Linked DNA regions of Homo sapiens: region 2 is linked to region 1. Evidence: chromatin loops called from intact Hi-C (ENCODE). Cell type or tissue: HepG2. All regions are shown on one strand. Links, peaks and the distances in the headings refer to the core of each region. The heading gives the core; the rest is flanking DNA.

What was found. Peaks named below come from ENCODE experiments on the same cell type or tissue, not always from the same donor. Only the 100,000 strongest peaks of a DNase experiment are listed, where the experiment ranks them.
Region 2: a loop joins it to region 1, with 3 times the contacts of the local background. A loop is called at or near these places in 2 of 110 quality-filtered maps.

The regions. Positions count from the first base shown.
Region 1 is chr12:68,663,517-68,666,550 of GRCh38, reverse strand. It overlaps RAP1B (RAP1B, member of RAS oncogene family), which reads right to left. Exons shown (of 8, transcript NM_001010942.3): 8 at 1-3,034. Among named protein-coding and RNA genes, the nearest start is that of NUP107, 22 kb to the left of the region's middle. In HepG2, for the core only: a CTCF peak has its summit at 1,366; no DNase peak of the experiment used is centred there.
Region 2 is chr12:68,332,826-68,335,592 of GRCh38, reverse strand. It overlaps LOC105369819 (a long non-coding RNA gene), which reads right to left. Exons shown (of 3, transcript XR_945057.3): 1 at 1-2,767. Among named protein-coding and RNA genes, the nearest start is that of MDM1, 1.8 kb to the right of the region's middle. In HepG2, for the core only: a CTCF peak has its summit at 1,237; no DNase peak of the experiment used is centred there; H3K4me3 peaks cover 267 bases.

The DNA.
Region 1 (3,034 bases), core at 316-2,815:
GGAGATACAAAGATAGAGGCACATGTGATGTGGCATAATGCCATGGGAACAGGTTCTCTCCGAGAGCCTCTAGGAGTACATCCTAACACTTTGATTTTGGACTTCGACCTTCAGAACTGTGAAAGAGTACATTTCTGTTGCTTTAAGCCACCAAATTTGTGATAATTTGTTACAGCAGCCCTAGGAAACTAATATATACTTTTAAACTAGGACACTAACTTTTTTTTAGAAAACAATAGAAATAGATCAACATACGAGAATCCAATTAAAAAGAAGAATTTTCTCCCTAATATTTTGGGTAAAGCACCAAAATACCACTTACGAAAATTGAGAGAAAATAAAGTTTACATTACTGGGGAAGTAGAGAAATACTGCAAAGGCATATATTTGAAAGACAACTTGCCGGGCGCAGTGGCTCATGCCAGTAATCCCAGCACTTTGGGAGGCTGAAGCAGATGGATCACGAGGTCAGGAGTTCAAGACCAGCCTGGCCAAGATGGCGAAACCCCGTCTCTACTAAAAATAGAAAAATTAGCAGGGCTTGGTGGCAGATGCCTGTAATCCCAGCTGCTCGGGAGGCTGAGGCAGAGAACTGCTTGAACCTGGGAGGCGGAGGTTGCAGTGAGCCGAGATCGCGCCACTGCACACCAGCCTGGGTGACAGAGCCAGACTCTCTCAAAAAAAAAAAAAAAGATGTCTTGTTACAGCTGAATTTAAATATAAGTTTGCCAATACTGACTCTGAAACAGACTTTATAGTTGCTGCAGATATACATAGACCTGGTACTAATTAGAGGATGGTATTTCCAAAAACTATCCCATCATCTCCTTACATTTGTAGCAAATTCACCACCAAGTATATACAGAGAGATAAAAATAAGCATTTTAGAGCACAAAATTACTGCTGGTCTATAGCATACTAGAAGAGGAACAATAGTATTTTGCTCTTTGCCATAAAAGATGCTGTATTCTCAATTGCTGCTCAGCTATTTGCCTTGTTCTCTGCCCATGTCTTTGTAATAGCAATCCTTTGTACTCCAACCCTTCTCCCCATCCCAAGACTGTTTAGGCCAGGCTTTCCTTTTTATTACTATTTTTAACCCCAAGTAATTCTTACGAAAATAATTTCATTCACACTCATGGTTTCAGTTGCCTCCAATGTCAGTAACTCCAAGGTCCAACCCTTCAAATCTGACTGCACAGAAAATACATGTTCAAAGGTAGCTGACAAGCTGGCTGTGTTAATTCTGGCTCTACCATTACCCCTCTCTGGGTTATCTTTCACACAGCTGGCAAATCTGTTGCTTTAGTTATGTAACATTTACTATTAGTCTCATTTAGAACAGTAGAGGTCTCCCCATAACTACCTGCTGTACCATACCCATCCGATTCTATTCCATTTCCAGTAGGGAAAGATACTTTTGTCAAGTGACAGGGTCTCCCTATGTTATCCATGCTGGCCTCAAACCACCGGAGCTCAAGAGTTCCTCCTACCTCAGCCTCCCAAGCAGCTGGGATTACAGGCAAGCACCACCACACGCACTTATTTTTTTCTGCCAGCCACATAGTTTTTCATTATTGGTTGATTTGCTCAGGAAATCTGACATTGACCTGTTAATAGTCAACCAGATGTAATAGTTGGGAATATAAAGCAAACAGTCCATATATTTTACAAAATAACAATTTTTATTATGAGTCACTTGCTTTAGTATGGATAATGGAAGAAGAATCACCTATGGTTAGAAAAGTTATTAGATCTGATAGTTTATTTGACTGGTCTTTCCCATCATTGACTTGTTAAACACCTTGCCAGCAGAGACTGGATTTTTTTTTCTTTTTCTTTTTTTTGCAGTCTCACTCTGTTGCCCATGCTGAAGTGCAGTGGTGTGATCTCAGCTCACTGCAACCTCGGCCTCCCAGGTTCAAGTGATTCTCCTGCCTCAGCCTCCTGAGTAGCTGGGATTACAGGCACACACCACCGTGCCCGTCTAATTTTTGTTATTTTTAGTAGAGACGGGGTTTCACCATGTTGGCCAGGCTTGTCTCAAACTCCTGGCTTCCAGTGATCCACCCATCTCGGCCTCCCAAAGCATTGGGATTACAAGTGTGAGCCACCATGCCAGGCCAGACTGGATTATATCATTTACTCCTTCCTACTCCCCTCTGCTCCAAACCTACTGCACTGCACATTAAAGAGTTTGACAGTTAATAGAATTTCCTGTTCTGAAATTAGTGCTCACAGGGGACATAACTACCAGACATAAATAGAAATTTGAATGGGTAATAATGGCGGATGACAAAAACATTAGAGGCTTTTGATCTCTGCCTATTTAAAAACTGAAACCTGACTGAAGTGAATATATTATTACATAAAAATCCTGTAATATATGTGTGTGCTGTTTTGTTTTCAGGAAAAAACCCTGCATTTTGACCCAAATACTAAATTTGGATTGTCTCATTTATGTGGGTCTGTAAGGAAAGTCAGGTTAAACTAGGTTCATAGTAAAACAACATAGTAAAAACTGTCTTCGTACCCTTTTGGAGAAATGAGAAAAATTAGATTACCTATGAATAAAAAAATTTATATATATGAAAAATGACAGCTCACTTTTCTAAAATCATTACAATTTTCTCTTAGAAAGTTGGAAAGCTCTTAGAAAGTTTAACAGACTGTTACCAATAGAGCTTTGTTCATTTGCTGTGTGTTTTCCCCACGTGGGCAGAAAATCCCTGCTGTACCTCCGATATTGTAAACAGCGCCTGAAACACGGTAGAGAATACTGAATGCATTTATTGATTCTCAGATACAAAAATCAGGTAGATATGCCTAATTTTGGATAAAGCCTGTAATTCCTAAGGTCAGTAACCTACAGGCCACCAACAGGGATGTTTTAAGAAGCAAGTTTAAAATGTGTGTAACATGGAATACTTTTTTTAAAAAATGGCAGCATTTAGAATACAGACCTATTTAGCAATAAGCACTTTACTTTTACTTTTCAAAGATAAACTAATGTCAAGCCTATGGAATTAGTTGA
Region 2 (2,767 bases), core at 268-2,767, 330 kb after region 1:
ATAAAGAGGTGCTTCTTGCTTGTTAGGGGTTGTATGGAAGTGTGCAAGTTAATAAGCTGTTGCATGTCAGTTCCAGTCTCACCCTTCAGACTGTGCAAATCACATGGCCAGCTCCCTGTTATGTTTGCCAAGAAAGGAAGCTAGGGAAAGACTGGGATGCTCTGTTTTGTTTGCTGTTCCTCCCCGCAGCACCTGAACAGTGATCTTCTACCCCACAGTGGCAGTTCATTGCAGTCTCCAGCTTGTCTCTTTTCCAGACGTTCCCAGAGAGTCTCATTTTGTCCCCTCAGAGGCACCCCACCAGTGGGGCAGTGGCCCTTTCTCAGCGGTCTGACCAACTCCAGGAGGCCTCTCCTACAAACCTCCGCATTCTAGTAACCTCAACATTTTCCTTTTGTTCTCTCAGCCTTACAGTATGAGCTGCTTCCTGGAGTTCCTCTTCTTTATCCTTTTGGCTTTAAGTTCTTCAATAGCTAATGAACCAATAGCTTATATTAAGTTCTCTTTGTTGAAATGCCTTGTGTAGGGTCTGTTTTCCTAGCTGGACCTAACATATCCATGCAGGATCAGAAGGCCCAAAGGAGCAGAACAACCTGCGCTACTCTTTGAATTTGGATGAACCGTAATGTATTTGACTAGTTCTCTCTAAATGGACATTTAGGTAGTTTTCAACCTTTTGTAACTAGAAACAGTACATTAAACAACTTTAAATGAATATTTTTTTTCACATATGTGTGAGTCTATCTGTAAGATAAATTTATAGAAGAGGAACTCCTGGATCAAATTGCCAAAATGCCCTTCATATAGGTTGTGCAAATTCAGTCTCTCACGAGCAATAGACAGAAATCTATTCCTATGAGAAATAGAGAAATCAACAAAGGGAAGAGTGAGCCAGGTGTGATACCACTGTCCCAGTAAGAGGGCCTTAGCTAGTGGAAGAGAGAAGCATAGCATGAGATCTGTCACTTGAGGAATTACTTTTTGGCTTAGACTCCACGGACTTCATTTTGAGCCCTTTGGCGATGAGAAAGGCTAAAACACAAATGAAAAGAAGGCTCTCTAAGACATAGTGTTACTCACTTCAAAGAGGGTAACGCAAAAAGGAGAGGTGCTTTGCCATAGATTACCACCAATGCCAGGCAGTTTGAGGAGTGGCTGTACCCAGTTGCTGTGCCCAGTGAAGACTCAGTACCAAGCTAAAGTGGCTGTGATAGCCAGCAGCAAGAGTGACACCTACAGATGCATGGCTATTGGAACAAGGGGCAGTGCTGCCCGGCATACGCTATGTGGTTGCTGCGAGCACATGTGAAATACCTCCTAGGGACTCCCCAAAACATGGGTGGAGCTTTGTAGGGTACTGGGTACTGTTTCCTGCAGTAGCAGAGAAGATAAGAGCTGGTAAAACACAGGCTACAAAACTCATTTACTAAGGTAGTCACTTTTTTTTTTCCCATTCCTATATCTTTGCCTCTTAAACTTGGGTAGGCTTTTGTTTAACAATAGCAAAGTAAAATCTTCTTCCTTAAGTCTTTATGATACTTCTCTAGCAAGCCTGGGATGTGACTGAGTTATTTTTACAATCTGCTGTTTGGTTTTCCTGTCATTTACTCCCTGCTCAGCAGAGCTCTTCTGCAGTGATCATTGCGCTTGTTTAGCAGGCAGGCTACATTCTACACACTTGCTTTTGCTGATCTCACCTTAGCATTTTGTGGTAACAAAGCTGTGTGCACAACCAAAGTTGTGCCTTTCTTACTCTGTAAGATGGGCTGCCTTCCTGCAGATGACTTTTGTTCTATGTTCCACTGTGTCTTGTTTGTGCCATTCTTAATTTACACGACAGAGATGCTGTCATCACCAATTAACATTAATCAAGGGCCCCCTGGATGCATGGCTGCATTGGGACTAATTTAATATGCTCTTTGTTCCAGATATCAGGTGGCTTCTTCAAATGATTTTTAAGTATCTCGATGATGATGAAGAACAAAGACATCAATCAGGATTCAGGAAGACAGCTTTTGCGGAAAATGCTTAAAGGGAAGCATCAAGGATTGGTGTTGATATTTGAAAGTTTAAGAGTGGTATACTTTTATTCAGTCAACACATGACAAATGTAAAAGGCACTCATTTGTTGTTCCTGGAAGAAGCCTGGCAGCATTCCATTCAGACATCTGCCCTTTCATCGTCCCACTTTTTACTTATTGCAGTCCTTTCAGTCTGAATATTTCCTCCTGACGCATCTTCTGCCGTCCGAAATGACTCCCTGCTCCCAGATCCTGTAGCCCTTATTATTGACACCTTTCATTTAGAAATTTAGCACATGTCACATTACACCATTATTGAATAAATAATGAATAAATAAATAAATAAAGATGTATGTCCTTCCCAAGTATATCAGAGAACTATCTGGACAATTTCTTTCTTTCCCAATTCTCAGAATCAGCAGTATTCTGTCAAGAAACATTTATCGACGATGATGGCAATAGTCGATTAAAATCAGATGAAGTTTTATTTTTAAAAAAAGGTTGAGCGGAGAGACAAGGCTGAAGGTTTGGAAGTTGAGACAACCATCTTCAATAAACGTTTTCTCATCTAAGGGCTGTATGTACATCATTTTGGGGAAGGTAGAGATTGAAGGAGGAAGAACATCACTGGAGGAAGAGACAGCAGTTTGTCTTTCGAGTTTCAATAAAGTTTCAAAAATCTTGCCTAAGTTATATATTTTTTTGGCCTTTCCCTTTTGATGTGACAATAAACTGTAATGCGGCTG